Regions from separate parts of the Mus musculus genome. Here all the other regions are linked to region 1. The links are chromatin loops, found by intact Hi-C in ENCODE. Cell type or tissue: heart. All regions are shown on one strand. Links, peaks and the distances in the headings refer to the core of each region. The heading gives the core; the rest is flanking DNA.

What was found. Peaks named below come from ENCODE experiments on the same cell type or tissue, not always from the same donor. Only the 100,000 strongest peaks of a DNase experiment are listed, where the experiment ranks them.
Region 2: a loop joins it to region 1, with 4 times the contacts of the local background. A loop is called at or near these places in 2 of 42 quality-filtered maps.
Region 3: a loop joins it to region 1, with 4 times the contacts of the local background. A loop is called at or near these places in 3 of 42 quality-filtered maps.

What each region holds. Positions count from the first base shown.
Region 1 is chr3:56,074,722-56,083,040 of GRCm38, reverse strand. It overlaps Nbea (neurobeachin), which reads left to right. Exons shown (of 58, transcript NM_030595.1): 7 at 550-669; 8 at 3,036-3,182. Among named protein-coding and RNA genes, the nearest start is that of Nbea, 100 kb to the left of the region's middle. In heart, for the core only: a CTCF peak has its summit at 3,657 (motif pointing left); no DNase peak of the experiment used is centred there.
Region 2 is chr3:56,647,835-56,656,153 of GRCm38, reverse strand. No RefSeq gene overlaps it. Among named protein-coding and RNA genes, the nearest start is that of Gm32237, 46 kb to the left of the region's middle. In heart, for the core only: a CTCF peak has its summit at 4,246 (motif pointing right); no DNase peak of the experiment used is centred there.
Region 3 is chr3:57,200,154-57,208,472 of GRCm38, reverse strand. No RefSeq gene overlaps it. Among named protein-coding and RNA genes, the nearest start is that of Tm4sf1, 98 kb to the left of the region's middle. In heart, for the core only: CTCF peaks have their summits at 3,978 and 4,181 (motif pointing right); no DNase peak of the experiment used is centred there.

The sequences.
Region 1 (8,319 bases), core at 222-8,221:
TAGTGTCAGTATGCATATGCACTCTCCAGATCAGTTACTGTCTGTAACTTAAAAATATCAAGTCAGACATTGGGATCCTCTGAAATGGTGAAAGCTCTTGTACATCTATTACATTTTGATGGTTCCAAGAGACAGAAAACTAAATTTAACCTAAGATTAACTTATCTAGTAAATCCAAAAAATATATATGAATACATGAATGTAAAAAATTACATTGCAACATTCTTTTCCTCTTGTTCATTCAGTATTTCCTATTAGTCCTGAATGTTTGATAAAAAGTTTATTCACTCATAGTGATTCTTCTATGATTGCCTTCAAGTGTTGTGTTCATAAGCAGCTCATAAGCAGTTGCTGCTCTTACACCTCTGTCTCAGTGTTGGGGGATGGGTGCTCCTTGACCTGTACTTTACCCGGGCCATAAGAAATGGGAGGAAGGGACATGAGGTATACAGTACTCGAGATCTCTTAGAGGGATGTGCAAAGGTTTGACTGCATTTTATACAGTAGTAACTGCTCATGACCTTTGACATCTTAGTTGTTGCATTGCAGTGGTACATGATCAGCATCGTCCACATCTACAATCGATGGAGGAACAGTGAGATCCGTTGTTATGTTAATGGCCAGCTGGTATCCTATGGTGACATGGCTTGGCATGTTAACACAAATGATGTAAGTTTAAATTTTTTAAACATATTTTATAGTATGGTCTCTCACTGTAATATAAATAATGACCATTTGGTAGAAACATCCAAAATTTTGTTTGAGGTTTTATTAGTTTATATAAAATTCTTAAGTTAATTTATATTTATATAATTTATATTTAATTATTTAATATAGTGTGTAGACTGTTTCAGACACATGATTTAATGATCTGGATAAAGTTAAAATAGAATGTGGTTATGTGATACACAAGGGTCAAGTCATGTAAGTGCCTCATATGCAAACACAGGTCTGGGCTTGCAGTCTGACCCAGGATAAAAAGCCTCTCAAGATTATATTGTAAAAATCTCAGCATGTCCGCTATGGTGGTGGACACTTTTAATCCCAGCAATCAGGGAGGCAGAGGCAGGTGCATCTCTGAGTTCAATACTTGCCTGGTCTACAAAGTGGGATTCAGGACAGTCAGAGCTAACCATGTCTAAAAATCAAAACTAAAGCAAAAAACCCCTCAATCTGGCTGCAGTGATGATAATTTCATGACATTAAAGGGCTCTGAAAGCAGAAGGCAGATCACATTCAGGATGCTTTGTCATGGTGGATGAGATAATTTCTTCACTTTGTATGTCTGTGTTGGAGCAGGTGACACTGGATCCTAGATAGAGAAGACATAGGGTTGAAATCTAAAGAATGCTTGCATTTATATAGTTTGCGGTTTCCCTTTCCTTCCTCCTGGCATTTTAGGGCCAAAGCAAAATGTGGTTTGTAGTACCTAAAGAATCACTAGGGCCAGTGATAGATTATTGTTCCAGAATACCTGCTTATGACAATTATGAAAAACAAACAACTAAATCTATTTATAAGTTTTGTCTGCAACTTCTCTAATCTTAATCACTTTCACAGAGCAGAGGTTGTAATGTATTCTCTTTTTCTGTTTTCTTTTAAATGATAGGACATTTTACATTGTCTCGAGTCTCTTTGTAGATCTGTGGGTGACAAGCTGTCCTGCCCAGCCAAGTTGACTTTACCTTGTTGTTTGCATGATCTGAAAGCCAAGAGTCTTGGATTTTCACTAAGAACATTTTTTAAAAGGCACAACAACAACAACAACAACAACAACAACAAATCAAATCAAATACAAATATGCACAGAAGCTGCATGGAGCACACAGAACTCTAGAAAGTTCCTGCCCGTGCCTTTATAGGGCAAACTTGCTTTACTGCCCAACAGACTCAAAGGCAAATGAAAACACAGAAATGAAATTTGGCTTCCTATCTGTTCTCTGATACTGCAGGAGGATGTAGTTTATTACTAATATACGAAGGAAGGAAGCCCCTATAGTTTTGTTGCTGACATTAGCTGAAAAGACAGTATTTAAAACAAAACAAAACAAAACCAAGATTTAAAATTCTCTGTGATAGTATTTCAAGAAACAGGGAAGCCTGGTCTTGTACACATTCTTTACGTAATAGTAATTTTTAGTTTGCACAGTTTAAATTACACATGTTGAACGATAAGTTCTTGTTTTTCTCTTCCATTCACCTTACTACTATTTTTTTTTGCTATTGTATGAAGCACAAATGGGATCTCATATTTGACAGACCTATGTAGTGATCGATTTCTCTATGACTCTGTCTAGTTTGATAGCTGAATATTAGTGTGTTTATTCAAATTAAAGTGTGGGATATCCTGTGGTGACAAGAGAGGATAGTGGTTAGTACCTACTGTCTTTGCCTTCCTTGGCTGGTGTTGAAAGGATGTAGGTGTGCCAGGCTTTCTAGATGAAAGATCCTTTAGGTGAATAATATTCGCGAGATAGTGAATCATTGTTTTTGCTTCTATATAATCCCTATGCAGAACAAACTGATTTTCTTCATTCTTGCTTATTTAGTGCAGAAAATGGGGGTTGCCTATTCATCCATATTGAGAAATGAAGTAGAATTTTAAAAAAATCTATTCCTATGGTTTTATAGTTAAGATTTGGCAAAGTCATTCTTTTGATTTATTTTCTCTCTAAATTTGATCAGTTGTGAATTATTAGCAATTTAAAATTATCTTTGCTTCAGTAAACACATTTTGTTTCTGAATTACAAAATTCAGTTATAAACAATTACACAATCTTTGTCGTTATTGCTACAATTTGAAAAGGTGGTCAGGTCTGAGGGTGTGATGGATGGTTGTGCTCTTAACTTCTATTTAACTGATTTTATTTTCTAAAACTTGTTTATTTACTTTTATTATTGAAACATTTGAAAAATACCCAAAATAGCATTTTCACTATTGTTAGTATCTTAAATGTTTCTGTTAATGAAGAAATGCATTTTAAATATTCTGTCACTACAAAATAATAACTTATTTTTTGTGACTTTTAAAAATAGAGCTATGACAAGTGCTTTCTTGGATCTTCAGAAACTGCTGATGCCAATAGGGTGTTCTGTGGCCAGCTTGGGGCTGTGTATGTGTTCAGTGAAGCTCTTAACCCAGCACAGATATTTGCAGTTCATCAATTAGGACCTGGTTATAAGGTAGGAATGACTGCATTGATATAAGTTCTCAGCAAAGGTCTTGTTGTATAACCTGCTTTCACACTACTGTATTTAGTGAGAATCTTTGTTCAATGTGGGTAATTGTCATACCAACTTTTTGATATTTACTGTGATGTTCCTTTTCATCTGCTCTTCTCTTTTTAATTATTATTTTTCATGAACTTTTCATTTTTCGGGCATGCCTTTAGTTATCAATTCTGAAAACCTTTTTATTTTTAGACATGCTTTTAGTTATCAATTCTGAAAAACAAATTTGAGTACATTGCTTATTTAAGTGGTATTTGAAATCTCAGAGTTTGAAATATGTACATTGTATTATGATCATTCAAAATGCCTTGTCCAGGACTCAACTGTTCAGAACACTTACTGTTTTTCCCAAGGTTCTGTGCTCATTTCTCATCAAACAGATAGTGGCTCACAATCATCCATAGTGGTATCTGCTGCCCTCTTTTGGTATGCTTACACCTACACATAAAATACACAAACAAGCCTTTCATCAAATGACTTGTCAAAAGGGATGCTATCTATGGATCAGAGATTTAGAAAAAGAAAGAGTGTCAAATGCTGTGTCAGACTGAGGGAATTCATTTCATACATTTGCATTTAATTGTCCCTTGCAGTGGGTAAGAATGGGGTAATAAGGGTGCTCATGTCACAAAGCCAGTGACACTGACTGATGATTCTGATCTCTATTTTGCTTTGAAATTGGTACATTTTAGGCAAGATACAGCATTCACTCCTATGAATTAGTTTTTAATGAACACACTTGGTAAGTACGGGTAGACTTTTTAAAATCACATTTGGAGTTGTACAGTTTCAGACTATTTGGAGGCGAGACAATATTATACAGTATAAATCCAAGCTGAGATGGGCATTGGTGGCGCACGCCTTTAATCTCTGAGCTTGTGAGGCAGAGACAAGTGGATCCCTGAGGTCCAGGCAAGCCTGGTCTATAGAGTGAGCTCCAGTATAGCCACTACTACACAGAGAAACTCTGTCTCAAAAAACAACAAAGGAACAATCAAACAAATCAAAGTTGACAATGTTTGAGGAGCACATGCCATAATTTAAAGTGTTGCTGCTTTTTAAAAAGTTTAATGTTTAAATTAATGGGAAGTTTGTTATGGAAGAGTAACAATAAATATTAAAATATACTTTTAAAACCTTTTTATATTCATATTTCTGTTTTATTATTTTAGTTTAGACATAGAAATAACAAAATTATTCTTTAAAAGATCTTAGTGTTCCCAGTGATTTTAATAACCAAAATACTTACAGCAGTCTTTCTGTTTTGTGTCACAGTGACATTACATGTTGCTATCTTGTATCCATTTAGTTTTATTTGTTTCACTAGGCCTAGGTAACAACTGGTTTTAGTATAGTCATTTTACCCCTTATACCACACCCCCATTCACCTTCCTTTTATTGAAAATAAATTCCTTTCTCACATAATATATCCTGAATACTGCTTCCTGTCCCTCTACTCTTCCCAGTTGCTCCCACCTCCCCTCCCTTCTGGATTCACTCCCTTTCTCACACTAGAAAACAGGCTTCTAAGAGATACTAATAAAATGAAATAAGATAAAACAATAGTTAACATCAGATTTGGAGAAGACAAACAAGGAAAAGAGCCCAAGAGAAGGCCTAACTCTCAGAGAAAGACTTGCTTCCATACTCAGGAATCCCATAAAACCACTAAATTGGAAGCCATAAGATAAGCACAAAGAATCTGGTGTTTGGGCACTATTCATGCTGGCTCAGTCCTTTTGAGCTCATAGGAGCTTTGATCTTGTTGATTGATAGGCTCTTGTTTTCTTGGTGTCTTCCATCTACTCTGGGTCTTGTATTCTTTCCTCCTCCTCTCCTGCAGGGTTCCCTGAGCTCTGAGAGGAAGGATTTGATGGAGATAGTCTATTAGGACTAAGTGTTCTAAGGTATCTCACACTCTGCATAATGTCTGACTGTGGAACACCATTTCTTTCCATTCTCTGTAGGAGGAAATTTCTCTAATGGTGGCTGAGCAAGAGACCCTGATCTATGAGTATAGCAGATTGTCATTAGCAGTTATTTTATTACTACTTTTTTTTGAAGAAGATTAATATTTGGTTTTCCCCTAGGATGCTGGTCTCTTTATATTCTCCGGTTCTCAGTCACCCAAGCAGTGTTGGGCATGATAGATTCTATATGATAGAGCATACTTTGTGACACAATTGCTCCAGCGTATCTTTCAGGCAGGACACCATTGTTGATCGGTGATTTTGTAGATGGTTTGGCATTTACATTTATCTTTTGATAGTATACAGAGTCCCTACTTGTACCAGTGATGGTAGAACACACCGGGGTGAAAGCTCTGTGTATGCAGCAGTTTACCTTCACCGTGGTCAATGAGTTTTGTGGGTGTTGTCTTCAGTAATGGGTCTTGATGTTAGTTTGTGGCAACATAAAGTTTGGCAACAGCCTGTGTTGTTTGGGAATTTCCATAGGACTCCATTGGCTAAGAACTCAATTAGATGTAAACCAATCCTGGTAGCCAAAGCTCTATTTGGTGACAAGAGATGCCTGTTGGGACTCTGTCTCCCCCATTACTTGGAGATTTTATGTAGATCACCTTCATGTATATATTTTAGGGAAGCTTCTACTACATTAGGTTTTCATAATACCCCTCAAGTGGCCTTTAATTTTAGCTGCCTCTTCACATAACCCCTCCCTCATCTCCCATTCCCCTCCCCTCTCACTGATCCTCCCATAAGTATTCATTGTATTTCTCTTTCCTAACAAGATCTACCTGACCCCTCCTTGCCCCTTTCTCTATACCTAACCTTTATAGTTCTACAGATTGTAGCTTGGTTATCATTGAATTAACAGCTAATATCCATATAAAACCAAATACATCCCATATTTGTCTTTCTTTGTCTTGAACATCTCACTCTGGATGATTATTTTCATCTACTTGTCTGCAAATCCTCCCTTTTCCTTCAACTCTTGCTCTGCCATGTATTAACTTTTCATTGGAATCTTAATATTTTTGGCTTATATGTATCTAGCCTTCTGTCTTTCTTTGCCATGACCGTAAAATATTTGTTAACTTTTCCTTTTTAAAAATCTCTCTCTGTGTGTTTCTGTGTCTCTCTGTCTCTCCTCTCTCTTTTTCTCTCTCTCTGCATGTACATATGTATACCATGTCTGTACCTGGTGCCCAAGGAGGCCCAAAGAGGTCATTGAATCCCTTGGAAATGGAATTGCAGATGTTTCTGAGCTGCTGTTTGGGTTCTGGGAACCGAAACCAGGACCCCATAAACAAATGCTCTTCAGTGCTTAACCATCTTGCCACCCTGTGAAGTACCTTTTTTTTTAGCACTAGTTAAATGATATTAAATAATAGTAACAAAAAATATAAATGAAGGTGAGATGATAAATTACATTATTTTTATACCATATATTAAGTATAAACCTAGTATCACTATTATAATTTCAGAATTAATAGGAACACCTTCACAACACATGAGAGAAAGAGCAAGATCTAAATATTAAGTAGTTCTTCCTCTAAGAAAGGAGCCAGCATTGTGTTGAGCAGCTTTGTAAATTAGAAATTTATCATTTTGTTCTTTCTTGACATTTTTTTAAATATATAACAGAGGTAAAAATAAGTAGAAATCCCAAGCCACTGAATTCCTCTACAACTAGTTTCCTAATATAGGGTGTGGTGTACCTACACCAAAGTCTGACATTTATACAAGAAATATCTCTAATTGTGGGCAAGGAATGAGAAACTATCATACTGAGTTATGAAAGTCTGTGTACATCTGAGCCTTTTCAAATGGAGATTATAAATTTATGAGTACAAATGAATTGTCTTAATTCAAAATACAAAGTACACCTATTACTCAACAGTTTGTATATTCAAAACTCTTTTTTTTTAATTTTTTATTAGGTATTTAGCTCATTTACATTTCCAATGCTATACCAAAAGTCCCCCATACCCACCCACCCCCACTCCCCTACCCACCCACTCCCCCTTTTTGGCCCTGGCGTTCCCTTGTACTGGGGCATATAAATTTTGAGTGTCCAGTGATGGCCGACTAGGCCATCTTTTGATACATATGCAGCTAGAGTCAAGAGCTCCGGGGTACTGGTTAGTTCATAATGTTGTTCCACCTATAGGGTTGCAGATCCCTTTATCTCCTTGGGTACTTTCTCTAGCTCCTCCATTGGGAGCCATATGATCCATCCATTAGCTGACTGTGAGCATCCACTTCTGTGTTTGCTAGGCCCCGGCATAGTCTCACAAGAGACAGCTACATCTGGGTCCTTTCGATAAAATCTTGCTAGTGTATGCAATGGTGTCAGTGTTTGGATGCTGATTATGGGGTGAATCCCTGGATATGGCAGTCTCTACATGGACCATCCTTTCATCTCAGCTCCAAACTTTGTCTCTGTAACTCCTTCCAAGGGTGTTTTGTTCCCACTTCTAAGGAGGGGCATAGTGTCCACACTTCAGTCTTCATTTTTCTTGAGTTTCATGTGTTTAGGAAATTGTATCTTATATCTTGGGTATCGTAGGTTTTGGGCTAACATCCACTTATCAGTGAGTACATATTGTGTGAGTTCCTTTGTGAATGTGTTACCTCACTCAGGATGATTCCCTCCAGGTCCATCCATTTGGCTAGGAATTTCATAAATTCATTCTTTTTAATAGCTGAGTAGTACACCATTGTGTAGATGTACCACATTTTCTGTATCCATTCCTCTGTTGAGGGGCATCTGGGTTCTTTCCAGCTTTTGGCTATTATAAATAAGGCTGCTATGAACATAGTGGAGCATGTGTCCTTCTTACCAGTTGGGGCATCTTCTGGATATATGCCCAGGAGAGGTATTGCTGGATCCTCCGGTAGTACTATGTCCAATTTTCTGAGGAACCGCCAGACTGATTTCCAGAGTGGTTGTACAAGCCTGCAATCCCACCAACAATGGAGGAGTGTTCCTCTTTCTCCACATCCACGCCAGCATCTGCTGTCACCTGGTTTTTTGATCTTAGCCATTCTGACTGGTGTGAGGTGGAATCTCAGGGTTGTTTTGATTTGCATTTCCCTGATGATTAAGGATGTTGAACATTTTT
Region 2 (8,319 bases), core at 306-8,305, 570 kb before region 1:
GACAGCATATACCAGCTGATATGAAGCTCCCAACACACATGCAGTAGAGGACTATTGGGTCTGTGTTCATTCAGAGATGATGCACGTAACCCTCAAGAGAGTTTACAGGTCAGGTGGTGACATCCATGTGGAGACAGGGGGGCGGGGAGGAGGTATGGGGTTTTGAGCAGTCTGAGGGTAGGTTGGAGGGGGAATGGGGAATGGAGTATGGAGTGTAAAAAATAAATTAATTTAAAACAAATAAATAAGAGGCTCTTGGTTCAAGAAGCACCTACATGTTCTGAGCCACTTGCCTTTGTCATAGGAAATTAAACCAACTTCAAGAACAGCAAACTTTCTCCCTACTGTTCAGTCAATGACCAAACAATCTATTCCACAAGCACTGACTTAAAAATTTGTTCAGAACTTGGCAAACCCAGCTGAAACCACCTAAAACACTGAATATTGCCATTGACACAGAACAAATTGTCAGCCTCTCTTCTAAGGAACATTGCCATGTTCTTGCTTATTATATTACGCAATGGAAAAACATATCCAGGGGAGGCATATTTTAATTCCTAGGAGCAGCCTAACTACATAAAAAAGTACCATTCTCTCTTAATCCAGTTAAACCTGTTTGCTGTCTTCTGTTTTAAAGCCATGTCACAGGCTAATCACTCACCATTGTAAGAAAATGCAAAGCAGTTCACATCCTGTGAGCTTGGCAATAAAACCCGTCTGAAGCAATATACATCTCTTAAACAATTCATCAAGCCTAAAAGGGGGCCAGATGATGTTTAAACTTAAAAAAAAAATGTTCTTGGGCTTAGATTTAAAAAACATGAATTCATTGCAAGTGATAAGCCTTGAAAAACAACCTAGACCCCTGGAACAGACACAGATGTCACATAGTGGTTCTCCAATGCTGCTAGACACCCACTTAATCTCTTCCCAAGTGCATCCTTGTGTCATCGGGACTTTTACCTCATCACTTATTTTTACATATAACATACATCCATTCACTGTCCAATCGAGAAATCCAGGTTTAGCATGATACAAAAGTGTTTGTCATTGTTGTGATTATAAAAAGAGAAAGATAAAACAGCAACCAGCAGTTTGGGAAAAAAATCTTAACCAACCCTATATCCAATAGAGGACTAATATCCAATACATACAAAGAACTCAAGAAATTAGACTCCAGAAAATCAAATAAATCCTAATTTATAATTTATAATTTATAGGATTTTTATAATCCTAATAAAAATGGGGTACAGAGCTAAACAAAGAATTCTCAACTGAGGACTACCGAATTCAGCTATTAAAAATGATGAATTCACAAAGTTCTTAGGCAAATAGAACTAAAAAATATCTTCAGTGAGGTAACCCAATCACAAAAGAACACACAAGGTATGTACTCACTGATAAGTGGATATTAGCCCAAAATCTCAGAATATCCAAGATACAATTCATAGACCACATGAAGGTCAAGAAGGAAGACCTTAGTGTGAATACTTCAGTCCTTCTTAGAAGAGGGAACAAAATACTCATGGGAGGAGATACAGAGACAAAGTTTGGAGCAGAAACTGAAGGAAAGGCCATCAAGTTACTGTCTCACCTGGGGATTCAACCCATATACAGTTATTAAACTCAGACACTATTGTGGATGCCAACAACTGCTTGCTGACAGGAACCTGAAATAGCTGTCTCCTGAGAGGATCTGCCAGTGCCTGACAAATACAGAAGTGGATGATCACAGTCATCCATTGGACTGAGCACAGGGTCTTCAATGGAGGAGCTATAGAAAGGACCCAAGGAGCTGAAGGGGTTTGCAGCCCCATAGGAGGAACATCAATATGAGACTAAACCACCAACCAAAGAGTACACATGGAGTACACACTCAAGGCTCCAGCCACTTATGTAGCAGAAATGGCCTTGTGGGACATCAACCTTGGTCTTGTGACGGCTCAATGCTTCAGTGAAGGAGAATGCTAGTACAGAGAAGCAGGAGTGGGTGGGTTAGTGAGCAGGGGGAGAAAGGATGGGATGGGGGGTTTTCAGAGGGGAAATAAGGGAAGAGGATAAAAATTTAAATGTAAATAAAGAAAATATCTAACAATTTAAAAAAAGAAAGAAATTAGCAAGAAAAAAGAGAGAAAGAAATATTACGATATGTTCTGTAGGTTGCGGTAATGTATGGGGGAAGGAGGTTCCTTAGTGGGCCCATGCCAAGGCATCCCTTCCTCATGAAGGACCAGTCACATGATGGCATAGTATAGAATAGAGTTTACTCATGGCATGAGGAGGGGAGTTAAGAGAGTGTAGAGGCAGAGAAAGGCCGAGAGAAGGAGAGAGTAGAGAAGTAGAGGCTGATCATTACTACGTGGAAAGAGAGAGAAGGGAATGTGGAGAGAGGGGGAATAAGGGGGTAAGAGACAATAGAGAGGCAAGAGTAAGAGCAAGAGGAGGGGACAAGTAGCCCCTTTTATAGTAGCCAGGCCAACCTGTGTTTATGTGTGCTTATGTCTGTGTGTTTATGTCTCATTCCAACCCCTTGGGTCTTTAACATCCAGACCTAGCACCTACAACAGCCTCCCTTCTGTCACTTCTTCTCCCCCAAGGCCGTGCCAGGACTCCACCTCTTCCCTGTGGTAGCTTCATAGTCACAGATGTGTGCTAGTCCAGATGTGGAGCTGAGGAGTACAGAGTATAAATACACTGTGCAGGTGAGTTTTGATCAACAGGTTGTGGAAGCTAATTAAATCATTTCCCTTTCTAGTCTGAAGAAACCATTGAGAAACTGTAGTGATGTCTCCTTCATCATGAAGGACAGCAATCTCAGACCACTGTGTTTGCTTGTTCTCCCTCTCTGCCTCACTCCACTCCTTTCTCCTTCCTCTTCCTTGGGATTCACTCCTTAAAATTATGTTATTAAAAATAAAGCATTGGGCTGGAGAGATGGCTCAGCAGTCTAAAGCACTGACTGTTCTTCCAGAGGTCCTAAGTTCAAGTTCAAGCAACCACATGTGGCTCACAACCGTCTATAAGAGGATCTAGTGCTTTCCTCTGGTGTGTCTGAAGACAGCTACAGTGCACTTATATACATAAAGTAAATAAATAATTCTTTAAAAAATTATGAAGTATTTGTTTTGCTTCTTGTAGTATAAGAGTAAGATATACACAAAACCACATGCACACATGCATACACACACAACACCCCCCCATATACATGCATAGATACACACCGAAAGAGACATCTATGCACACAAATATGTACATGCTTGCATACACACAGATATAATGATATGTACAGATGCATGCATACACACACATATAAACACACTTGGTTTTCAGAGACATGACCAATTTTGTGCAAATGACTACAAAACAAGCAACGCAAAAATAAAAGCAAAGAAAACAAGACAATTAAAAGCATTCTATCACCCAGAAGTTGTTACCATTCTTATTTTCTATGTTACTGGATATAGTGGCAAGAATTTGCTGCATGATTTTTTTAACTGACCTTTAAAGGACACACATCATCTCACCTCCTCCTGACTAGGAGTTAGGGAGACCAGTGTTGTAGTGTGAAGTGCATTAAGGAGTGAGCTCACTTCTTCCTCTTACACCCCTTTAGAGTTCACAGAGCACACTCCACACCCAAATGCTGGCATTTCAGCCAGAGGGCTTAGTAAAGACAGAGATAAGTTCTATAGCAAAATATTATGGGCTTTTCAGAACAGATCACACTGAGTGGACTGTAGCTTTTGCATATGTATAGACCTAACTACGTTTAGGCACTCTGTCAGTTTTTTAGAGTTGCAATACTCAAACTTGTTTTTCACAAAGATAGCAGACAGATTTTCCTCAAAGCCAACTTAGCAAATGTATAAGAAATAACATCTTCTGAGTTTATTGCTACAAAATCACAAGGAGCCAAAAGTTTGATCAATGAGGTTAGGAATCCAGGTATAATCCTAACAGAAATCGTCAGGACTTGAATGCTCATTGTTTCATTGTGGGGCTACAAGCAAGTGGTTGCTTACTTTTGGTTACTTTGAAGAGCACTTGTCTTGGCCCATTGTTTGGGAATTAAATACAGTTCTCAGGGGGGCAATATCCGATGTGATGATTAAGTCTTCAAACCAAACATTCAGTGCTTAGTTAATCCACCATGTCCTCAAACCCTATTTCTGAGGGTGGTTTTGGTGAACAGAAGGCAGGGAAGGAACTAAACTTGCCTTGGACTTCTAGGCATGACTTCATTCTGAACCATCTGAAGAGGGCACTGTTACCTGGTAATTCTTTTACTTTTCTTTCTTCAGCTCTTTCCCAGCTTTCCCTCCAAGGAGTTGTCCTGAAAGAGAAGCCCCTCCTCCCTCAGTCTCACATTCTTAGAACAGACACTGTCTGCCCAACTCAGTCACACAAATGTGGGACCAGCCAATCTCAACATCACCCTGCTGGAGGACCTGTTCTAAAGGCTAGTTAATACAAGAAAATATGTTAACCTAAAACAACAAAGGGGAGATTCTAGGGCCTGGCACTTAAATACATGAAAACCTCTAATCCACAGCTCTTTAAACTCTGAGATGTGACCCCATAGGATATATAAATGAATGGGGATGGCTCATAAAAATTTGGCAAAGGACAGATTTCAAGATATGCAATGACCAAAAATGAATTTAAAGTCAAAAGTGCACTGAATGTGGGTTGTCCCTGGAAACAGTCATGAGTGCTGCCACAGGTGACTTCACGACAGCCTTGGTTCTGAGCATAAAACATGCCCAGTTCGCATGACCCCAGTCAGTGGTAACAGCTCAAGGCAGTGCTGTTCCAAATACTTCAGTGCAGATTTGAAATTATTGTACATTAAGGATTGCAGTGTTTTTATTATATGTTCAAAGGGTTTTACTGTTTAATAAACATAACTGTTTAATTGCAGAAAGACAGATTTCTGTTCTCCACACTCATTCCTTACCATGCAAATATCAAACTGGTATATTTTTATATTATATTGCATTAAATATTTGATCTTAAATTTCCTTTTTGGATTACATCAAGAATTGTTGGATGAAATTTGGGTTGATATTAAGACAGAATTTCTAACACTTTCTGAAATGTTACTAAATATATTTCAGCTATTCTATAAAAAATATGCAAAGTGTTCTCTTGGACCCTTTTCTTGGTATCAACCACCTGAGATGGTTCCCACTTTCTGTGGATTCTCTAATTATGAAATTACAAAAGTCCCTTATTTAAAAAAAATGCTGGCAGCTGGAAAGAAGACTCAGAGATCTGAGTGCTCTTCCAGAGGACTCAGATTTTCTTCACAGAATCCACATGGTGCCTAACAAACATCTGTAACTCTATTTCTAGGTTGTCTAATGTTTTCTTATGATCTCTGTAGGTATTGTGCATACATGATACATAGACATACATGAAGGGCAAAACACCTACACACAAAAAAATATATTAAATAAATAATCTTATGTGTTTCCTTTGCCTTCTGTATCAGTAACAGAACATCAGCCAGAAGGAAAAAAGATCAGAGCAGGCCTTTATGGTACCTGTGGCCAAGCACTGGAAATTGGCAATGCTACTGAATACAGAAGAACAATATATGGACATCTAAGTATAACGTCTGAAAACTCCAAGGCCCACATGAATGTTCCTGGTCCTCTGCAAACCATGTCCCCATCTCCAGAACCAAAGCCATTGTTGATCTCCAGTGGTAAAAAGAATCTGATGTAAGTAGCCATCGAACTGCCCTTAATTTTCTTTAGCTTAATGATAGAAAGGGAAAATAAGACTTATCCTTATAACTTTAGCCTGTCTGCCATGTAACCTGACAATTCTTTGACCAAATCCAACAGTATATTAGAATACAGCATGATTGTGTCCCTCACCACAGATGGGAGATGGAGGACACAGTCTGCCGCTCTCTAACCAGAACCCAGCAAGAATGCTGAAGTTCAACATCTTGAGAGGCTAAGGATTTTGCTTGCTGGGCTAAGGATTTCCCACAGCAAGCAAGGGCAAAACAGGCAGACAGGACAAATGAAGCAAAGTCCTTGCTCCCAGATAAGGAGCTTGGGGTGGTCCTATCAACACTCTCTAGCCTGAGTCCCAGGCCACACATAGAAATCAGGGAGGACACAGGGAAGGCTGAGGTGCTTGTATAGCACAACACTGTCAGAGAGACACAAGGTGACGCCCGAGAGACAAAATCCGTGCCAGGAGACCTTAGTTTCATATCAGCTTTTACATTTTTGAAAATATTCCAGAATCTTACTTCTCTAGTGATGAAGGGCTTTTCCCATCTATATCTACATCCTCCATACATCTCAGGATCTTTCTCTTATGAAAACTTTAACATGTTATAAATAACTGAAGGCTGGAGAGATGGTTCAATGATGTATTAGTCAGGGTTCTCTAGAATAACAAAACTTATAGAATAAATGTGTGTGTGTGTGTGTGTGTGTGTGTGTGTGTGTGTGTGCTCGTGCACATGTGTGCACTCACAGAAGGCATATCCCAGATTAAAAGTGGATTTTCCTAGATCAGATACTCAAGATCCAGATTAAAGGTGATTTTCCCCACCTCAAATGATCTAGATTAAAACTGTGTCTTCCTATCCCAAAGATCCAGATTAGACCTGGATCTTCCTACTGCAACCCAAGCAAAAATCCCTCACAGGTGTGCCCTCCATTTTGGAGTTTTAGTTAATTCCAGATGAAGTCAAGTTGACAACCATTACAAGTGGTTTACAGCATGTATTACTTTTATGAAAAAAAACTGAGTTAAGTTCATGGCACCAACATCAGGCAGCTCAGCATCATTTGTGACTCCAGTCCAAGAGAACCAATATCCTTCCCTGGCCTTTACAGACTCAACACTCACATGCACATACCCATACCCAGACAAGCACAGATGCACATAATTAAGAAAACAACAAAAATAAACATGTAAACCAGTCACTAAATGTGTATGGATACTCTTCTGTCCTTTGTTGTCCTTTCACTATTTTTGAGACTTATAGAAAGTACAAGTGCTTGCTAACAGGAGCTTGATATAGCTGTCTCCTAAGAAGCTCTGTCAATGCTTAACAAATACTAAGTGGATGCTCACAGTCATCCATGGACTGAGCACAGGATCCTCAATGAAGGAGCTAGAGAAAGGACTCAAGGAGCTGAAGGGGTTTGCAGCCCCATAGGAGGAACAACAATATGAACCAACCAGTACACCCAGAGCTCCCAGGGACTAAACCACCAACCAAGGAATACACAAGGAGGGACTCATGGCTCCAGCTGCATATGTAGTAGAGGATGGCCTTGTAGGACATTAATGAGAGGAGAGGCCCTTGGTCTTGTGAAGGCTCGATGCCCCAGTATAGGAGAATCCCAGGACAGAGGAATGGGAGTGGGTGGTTTAGTGAGCAAGGGAAGGGGGGATGGGATAGAGGGGGATTTGGGAGGGGAAATGGGGAAAGGGAATAAAATTTGAAATGTAAATAAAGAAAATATCTAACAAAATCCTCAAAAGAAAGAGAGAGAGAGAGAGAGAGAGAGAGAGACAGGAAGGAAGGAAGGAAGGAGAGAGAGAGAGAGAGAGAGAGAGAGAGAGAGAGAGGAAGGAAGGAAGGAAGGAAGGAAGGAAGGAAGGAAGGAAGGAAGGAGAGAGAGAGAGAGTTCCAACCTCTCACACTGAGATAAGAGGAGCTAAGAGATGAGAGTTCTCAGGAGCCTGATGAGGAATTGCCATGACAACAGTGAGACAGTGGAGGAAAACAGTGCTTAATGGTGGGCCTCCTGGCTGATCCGACCTTGTCGCTACCAGGCCTGTTTGAAAAAGAAAGTGCTTTTTGGTGTGCAATAAAAAGATGCTTAAACTGTATCTCTACTGATGCTGAACAGAGCTAAAATAAATCTTACAAAGTCATCCAGAAAAAAAAAAAAAGATTTGGCATTAACCTTCAACAAATAGTATTGGGCTGCATGTGAGTACTGAGAACACTCAAAAAGAAGAGGAAGAGGTGAAGGCAGAGAAAGGAGAGAGTGAAATAAAGACCAATAAAGAATCATCTCCAAAAAATTCTGAGAACAAGATTAAATATTACTTGTTCCATGTATTTCAACATATTTAATTCAACAAAGATTATGGAGTAGCTGCTTTGTACAGGGCTGTATTTTGAGGTGTATATACACAGTTGTGGTCCACTCAATGCTAAGGACAATGTTTTCTACTTGATGGGAATTCAGACACTCTCTTCTTTTTGGAGTCTATAAGAAAGCACAGTGTTAGTAAGTAAAAATGGGAATGGGTGGGTAGGGAAGTGGGGGG
Region 3 (8,319 bases), core at 204-8,203, 1.1 Mb before region 1:
TATAGTAGCCTGGGCTGGCATTTGTGTTCTTTTTTGGTCCGTATGACATCTGCCCAGGATCTTCTGGCTTTCATAGTCTCTGAGGAGAAGTCAGGTGTAATTCTGATAGGTCTGCCTTTATATGCTACTTGACCTTTTTCACTTACTGCTTTTAATGTTCTTTCTTTGTTTTGTGAATTTAGTGTTTTGATTATTGTGTGAAGGGAGGAATTTCATTTCTGTTCCAAACTATTTGGAGTTCTGTAGGCTTCTTGTATGTTCATGGGCATTTCTTCTTTAGGTTGGGGAAGTTTTCTTCTCTAATTTTGTTGAAGATAGTTACTGGCCCTTTAAGTTGGAAATCTTCCTTCTCGTCTGTACTTATTATCCTTAGGTTTGGTCTTTTCATTGTTTCCTGGATTTCCTGGATGTTTTGAGTTAGGATCTTTTTGCATTTTGCATTTTCTTTGATTGTTATATCAATGTTCTCTATGGTATCTTCTGCACCTGAGATTCTTTCTTTCATCTCTTGTATTCTGTTGGTTATGTTTGCATCAATGGCTCCTGACATCTTTCCTAGGTCTATTTCCAGAGTGGTCTCCCTTTGTGATTTCTTTATTGTTTCTACTTACATTTTTAGATCCTGGATGGTTTTGTGCAATTCTTCCACCTGCTTGGATGTGTTTTCCTGTATTTCTTTAAGGGAGTTATTTATTTTATTCTTATAGTCCTCCATCATCATCATGAAAAGTGACTTTAGATCCATATCTTGCTTTTCTGGTGTGATGGGTATACTAGACTTGCCATGGTGGGAGAGTTTGTTTCTGATGATGCCAAGTAACCTTGGTTTCAGTTGCTTCTTATGCTTGCCTCCTGCTATCTGATTATCTGAAGTGCTTGCTGCCCTCAATATATCTGATTAGAGCCTGTCCTTACTGTAATCCTGGTTCAGTCAGAACTCCGCAGAGTCCAGCAATCTCTGTTATCCTGTGATTCTGGGATCCTGTGAACCTGAGACTCAGTGTCAGAGTTCTTGGCAGTCAAGCTTCCTCTGAGACCCTGATATCCTGGTGTGACCAAACTCCTGGGATCCTGGAATCTTAAGATCCTGGGCATATTAGGGCATCTGGAAGTGGTACCTCCTCTGGGTACTGTGGGGCTGTCTGTTGTGTTAGAATCCAAGGTAGACCTGTACAGACCAGAAGAAACCTGAGCCGCTGGGCAGGCAGGGCTCCTGTGTCCCTGCTCCTGCTGGCCCCAGGCACTTCCAGTTCTGTTATGACAGATGTTGCATTCCACTTACCTGTGATCTTAAGATCCTGGGCATGCTAGGTCGTCTGGGGCATGGAGAGTCCTCTGGGGACTGTGGGACTGTCCTCCAAGTTCACGCCCAAGGTGGCCCAGAGCTGGCACTGCCTTTTATAATTAATTCAGAAACTTTTTCTATATAGGTTTTAAAATTTTCTAATTTGTTTATGTGTTAACAATTTATTCTAATATATTATTTTCCTTTTGCACAATTATTCCAGTATGAGAATGAATGAAGGGTAAAATAACTAAAGTATAGTTAATTTTAGGGTCTAATCGCTCCACATAGGTTTCTCATATTCTCTGGGCTATTTTCTTTTCCGCTTCAGCTGTTAATTTCCCTGCACTGTTTACATTTAAATCACCTTCCAGGTTTTGAATCAAATTACTTAACTTTTGAGTAATTAATCTAATAGGAGGGTATCACCAGTTAGTATTTCCCAATAACTTTAAAAAAATCTCTAATAGTTTGTAATTTATCTCTTCTGATCTGATTGTTTTGTTGAAATTGTTTGTGGACTCAGCTTAAATCCTAAATAGTTTATAGAATTTTCTTTCTGTATTTTTTCAGGTGCAATCTGTAGCACTCAGTAAGGTAACAACCTTTCTTGTTTCAGTGTACATTTTTTCCTAACAAAATATCACCCATGTAATGGTAAATAATACACTGAGGAAATCATTTACAAATTATTTTTAGTGGTTGTTTCACAAGATATTGACTCTGGGTAGATAGAAGGTAAAGGAATTCAAAGCTGTGAGGAACTCATAGGCTGAATTACTCTATTTACAGCTCTTAAATCTGTTAACACTCTCCATTGTCCAGATTTCTTTTTTATTTCAAATACAGGAGAATTTCAAGGACTAGTAGACTCCTCAATATGTCCAATTGTTCTTGCACCAGATGCTCAAGTGACTGTAATTTTTCTTTTGTTAAGGGCTACTGCTCTGCCTCTATATAGGCATATTGGTTAGCCATTTTAAAAGCAAGGCTATTGGCATATTATTAGCAGTGGCCTCTAGTCTAAATTTGCAAAGCCAATTCATGTTTTGTTCTGTCTATTGACAACCTATATAACCTATAATTATCCTTGATAATTTTTGTAATAACTTTTTCAGGACTATAAACCATTTAAAACACCATTTCATGGGCTGTTTCTGAAATTGAAGGAATATTAATTTGAGTTCCCTATTATTCTAATAAACCCCTTCCCCATAGGTTTATGGTTATGTCAGCCACATACAATTTTAACTTTTCTACTTGGCCTTCTGGCCTTAAACATTTAATCCAAACAACACTGCTTCACATGAGATGTGTTCCAAAATCTATAAACTGAGTGGAGACATCTCGAAATGGCCAATTTTGATTCCACGGTTTTTCAGAAATTATAAACACAGTAACCCCAGTGTCCATCAAACCTTTAATTTCAACATCATTTACCATTAACCTTAATTTTGGTCTTTCATTAATAATGATAGTTTGCCAAAATACTTTCCTCCCAGTACTTCTAAATCTTCTTGTCATATTTATTGAAGCTGCTTTACCTTTGTGATATGGAAGTAATGATAATTGAGCAGTCCTATCACTTGGCTATAGTTGTATAGTTTTCTTAACATAAGCCATGATTTAGTTTCACATTGATAATCTTCATCTATTAGTTCTGCCTGTACAATAAACCTGAGAGCTGTGAAACTACTTCCCAAAATATCCCTACTGGTTCTGTACAAAGACCATACACACCACTAGCTATTTTATAACAATTAATTTGTGGAGACAGTGTAAGATGTTTACCCACTGCTGAGTCAAAAGCAGCACTATCTGTAGCAGTAATACCATGCACTAAATCTCTAATACTGACTTTATGTTCTCTAGCCTTCTTTGTGAGCTATTTTGTTACTGACAGGATGTTGTTGGCTCATGTTGTTTGCTCTTGGGTGCTGAGTTGGGCTCTCTGAGTTGTGGTATCCTCTGGTAAAAATTTGCCTTAGACATCTCCTACTGATTGGCAGTCATTAGCCCAATGTCTGGCTTTTCCACATTTATTCCAAATTCTTGCTGTTATATTTTGATTATTTTGAAATGAGTCATTTCCTTTAGTATGCAAATTTTTACATTCTTTTTTCAAAATGTTCAAACTTCCAAAGTTAAGGCATCATGTTTTCTGAGAGTTAAGACCGTTACCTAAGGCTTGTCAAGTTAAAGTTGTATTATATGCAGCTGATATACAATATCAGCATCAGCTTTATTCCGTTAATCTAGATTGGCAAGTTGAATTTTTAATGATAGTTATTTGCATGTTCAAAAGCCAAAGATTCAAGTAGCACCTTTCTTATATCTGGATCTGCTATTGTTCTTCGCACTGCTGAAGTTAAGCTTTGCAGTAAGTCAGTGTAAGCACCTCCCGGACTTGTGATAATTTTACCAAAAGATGTAGTCATTTTTCCTGGTCCTCAACTCTATCCTATGCCCTTAAAGGCACAAAAAAAATCCCTTGTGCTATAGTGGTATCCTCAAGTTGTACCTATATGTCAGTCAGCAAATTGACCTTCACTTAAAAAACGATCCTATTATAAATATTCCTTTAGCCTGATTACATTGTTCTGTGGCCATTGATTCCTCTCTCCACCATGTAAGCCATTGTAATTGAGGACCAACTTCTAATATAGCTGTCATTAAATCCTTCCACTCTGTGGTATAATTCTATTCTGCATAGCCCGATTGTTTATTATCTGTCTCACAATGCATCTTTTAATCACCTTAAATCTGTCCCATCTATAGGTTTCCAATCAATCTGAACATAACCTTGAGGATGCTATCTGCGTGAATCTAATGCTTTGTTACTGAAAACACTTAAGGTGTTATTTTAAGACCCAGGCAATAATTCCTCCATGCTGGCACAAGGTGGCAGCAAAGATCTATGATTAAACACATCTCTTTTTTAATGAAAGGGCTCAGCTTGGTGTAACTCTTGTCCAAACACTGTTTTTGTTTTTGTCTTTTATACCTTCCCTCTTGTTTCAGGAAGTAACTTTTTCCTCCTCCATATCCTTTCTCTTGTTTTGGGAATAAACTCCTTTGTCTCAAGAGCTTTTCTACTTGTCTATTTAATATCTGAAGTTGTGCAGTAAATTCAAGGTCTTTTTCTAGGTCAATCTCATCTGCAGGAGGGGAAGGAAATTCCTCTCCTTACTTGTATCACTTCCAGTTTCTTCTGAGGTACCTTCTCATTTGTTGACAGATTAATCTGCTGTACATTGAATCTCTATATTTCTGACTTTTCATACTGTAATGGTTCTAAGACATTTGAAATTAAAGTACATAACAACTAAATATTTGTAGATATTTCATCCCCTTCTGGTGGGCCTATCTTAAAGACTTTAGCACTTGAATCCAGAAAAAATAAAATTTTATTTATTTTATTTTATTTTATTTATTATTCTTCAATAATTTATTCACTTTGCATCCCTAACATGGGAGAAGCTGGGACAGGATCCTTCTGGTTGCCATCTGCACCTAGAGTTAAGGCTGTTCCGCAGTCCTCTGTACACGGGGCCTTCCAGGAGAGAGCTGGTCTCCCAGGAGAGCTCTCACTCCTGGGCTCAGAGGTGAGATCTCCATTTTCTCTCCAATAACCGTCCAAAGCAGGACTGGCCAGGAGCACACAGGGCACAGGAACAGTGTAACAGCTGGGACAGGATTTTTCCGGTTGCAGTCTACAAACAGGAGCTAAAGCTGTTCCACAATCCTTGGTACACAGGTCCCACCAAAAGAGCTGGTCTCCCAGGAGTGCTGATGCAGACTTACAGGCCCACAGGAGGGACAAGCTCTAGCCAGAAACAGCAAGACCAACTAACACCAGAGATAATCAGATGGGAAAGCACAATAAACCAGAAAGGCAAGCACAAGAATGTTACCAACAGAAACCAAAGCTACTAGGCATCGTCAGAACCCAGTTCTCCCACCACAGCAAGTCCTGGATGCCCATACACACTGGAAAAGCAAAATTTGGATTTAAAATCAAATTTCATGATGCTGATAGAGGACTTTAAGAAGGACATAAATAACCCCCTTAAAGAAATACAGGAGAACACAGGTAAACAGGTAGAAGCCCTTAAACAGGAAACACAAAAATCCCTTAAAGAATTACAGGAAAACACAACCAAATTGGTGAAGAAATTGAATAAAATCATCCAGGATCTAAAAATGGAAGTAGAAACAACAAAGAATCCACAAAGGGAGACAACTCTGGAGATAGAAAACCTAAGAAAGAGATCAGGAGTCATAGATGCAAGCATCACGAACAGAATAAAAGAGATAGAAGAGAGAATCTCAGGTGCAGAAGATACCATAGAAAACATTGACACAACCGTCAAAGAAAATGCAAAATGCAAAAAGCTTCTAACCAAAAACATCCAGGTAACCCAGAACACAATGAGAAGACCAAACCTAAGGATGATAGGTATAGAAGAGAAAGAAGATTCTCAACTCAAAAGGCCAGGAAATATCTTCAACAAAATTATAGAAGAAAATTTCCCTAACCTAAAGAAAGACATGCCCATAAATATACAAGAAGCCTATCAGATCACCATGGACTAAGACTTCTGTAGCAACAATAACAATAGAAAACCCACATACACATGGAAGCTGAACAACAGTATACTCAATGATAACTTGATCAAGGAAAAAGTAGAGAAAGAAATTAAAGAATTTTTACACTAGCATTTTGATTGCACACTTGAAAGCTCTAGAACAAAAAGAAGCAAATAGCCAGGCGTAGTGGCGCATGCCTTTAATTCCAGCACTTGGGAGGCAGTGGCAGGCAGATTTCTGAGTTCGGGGCCAGTCTGGTCTACAAAGTGAGTTCCAGGGCAGCCAGAGCTATACAGAGAAACCCTGTCTCAAAACAAAACAAAACAAAACAAAACAAAAACAAAAACAAAAACAAAAACAAAAACAAACAAACAAACAAACAAAACAAAAAAACAAAACAACAAAAAAAGCAAATATACCAAAGAGAAGTAGACAGCAGGAAATAATCAAACTCAGGGATGAAATCAACCAAGTAGGAAAAAAAAAAGAAAGAAAGAAAAAAAATAACTATACAAAGAATCAACCAAGGCAGGAGCTGGTTCTTTGAGAAAATCAACAAGATAGATAAACCCTTAGTCAGGCTAACCTGAGAGCACAGAGACAGTATACAAATCATCAAAATTAGAAATGAAAAGGGAGACATAATAGAAGATGAGGAAATCCAAAAAAAATCACCAGATCCTACGACAAAAGCATATACTCAACAGAACTGGAAAATCTGGATGAAATGGACAATTTTCTAGATAGATACCCAGTACCAAATTAAATTAGAAACAAATAAATGATTTAAACAGTTCCATAACCCTTAAAGAAATGAAAGCAGTCATTCGTTGTATCCCCCGCTCCCCAAAAAAGTCCAGGACCAGATGGGTTTAGTGCAGCATTCTATCAGACCTTCAAAGAAGACCTAATACCAATATTCTTTAAACTATTCCACAAAGTAGAAACAGATGGAACACTACCCAATTCATTCTGATACCTAAACCACACAAAGACCCAACAAAGAAACAGAACTTTACACCAATTTCCCTTCTGAATATCGATGCAAAATACTCAATAAAATTCTTGAAAACCAAATCCAAGAACATATCAACACGATCATACAACATGATCGATTAGGCTTCATCCCAGGGATGCAAGGATGGTTCAATATATGGAAATGCATCAACATAATCCACTATATAAACAAACTCAAAGAAAAAAAAAACCACATGATCATTTAATTAGATGTTGAGAAAGCATTTGACAAAATCCAACACCCCTTCATGATAAAAGTCTTGGAAAGATCAGGAATTCAAGGTTCATACATAAACATAATAAGAGCAATATACAGCAAACTAGTAGCCAACATTAAACTAAATGGTGAGAAACTGGAAGCAATCCCACTAAAATCAGGGACTAGACAAGGCTACCCACTCTCTCCCTAGCTATTCAATATAGTACTTGAAGTTCTAGCCAGAGCAATTAGACAACAAAAGGAGATCAAAGGAATACAAATTTCGAAGGGAAGAAGTCAAAATATCACTATTTGCAGATGATATGATAGTAAACTTATGTGACCCCAAAAGTTCCACCAGAGAACTACTAAACCCAATAAACAACTTCAGCAAAGTGGCTGGATATAAAATTAACTCAAACAAATCAGTGGCCTTTCTCTACACAAAGGATAAACAGGCTGGTAAAGAAATTATGGAAACAACACCCTTCACAATAGTCATAAATAATATAAAATACCTTGGGGTGACACTAACTAAGCAAGTGAAAAATCTGTATGACAAGAACTAGAAGTCTCTGAGGAAAGAAATTTAAAAAGATATCAGAAGATGGAAAGATCTCTCATGTTCATGGATTGGCAAGATCAACATAGTAAAAATGGCCATCTTGCTGAATCAGTCTACAGATTCAATGTAACCCAATTCAATGAAACTTATAGAGGAGAAAGTGTGGAAGAACCTCGAAGATATGGGCACAGGGGGAAAATTCCTGAATAGAACAGCAATGGCTTGTGCTGTAAGATCAAGAATCGACAAATGGGACCTCATAAAATTGCAAAGCTTCTGCAAGGCAAAGGACACTGTCAAGAAGACAAAATGGCAACAAAAAGTTTGTGAAAAATCTTTACTAATCCTACATCTGATAGAGGGCTAATATCCAATATATACAAAGGATTCAAGAAGTTAGACTCCAGAGAAATAAATATCCCTATCAAAAAATGGGGCACAGAGCTAAACAAAAATTCTCAACTGAGGATTATGAAATGGCCAAGAAGCACCTAAAGAAATGTTCAATAAACTTAGGCATCAAGGAAATGCAAATCAAAACTACCCTGAAATCCACCTCACACCAGTTAAAATGGCTAAGACCAAAACTTCAGGTGACTGCTGATGCTGGCAAGAATGTGGAGAAAGAGGAACACTCCTTCATTGCTGGTGGGATTCCAAGCT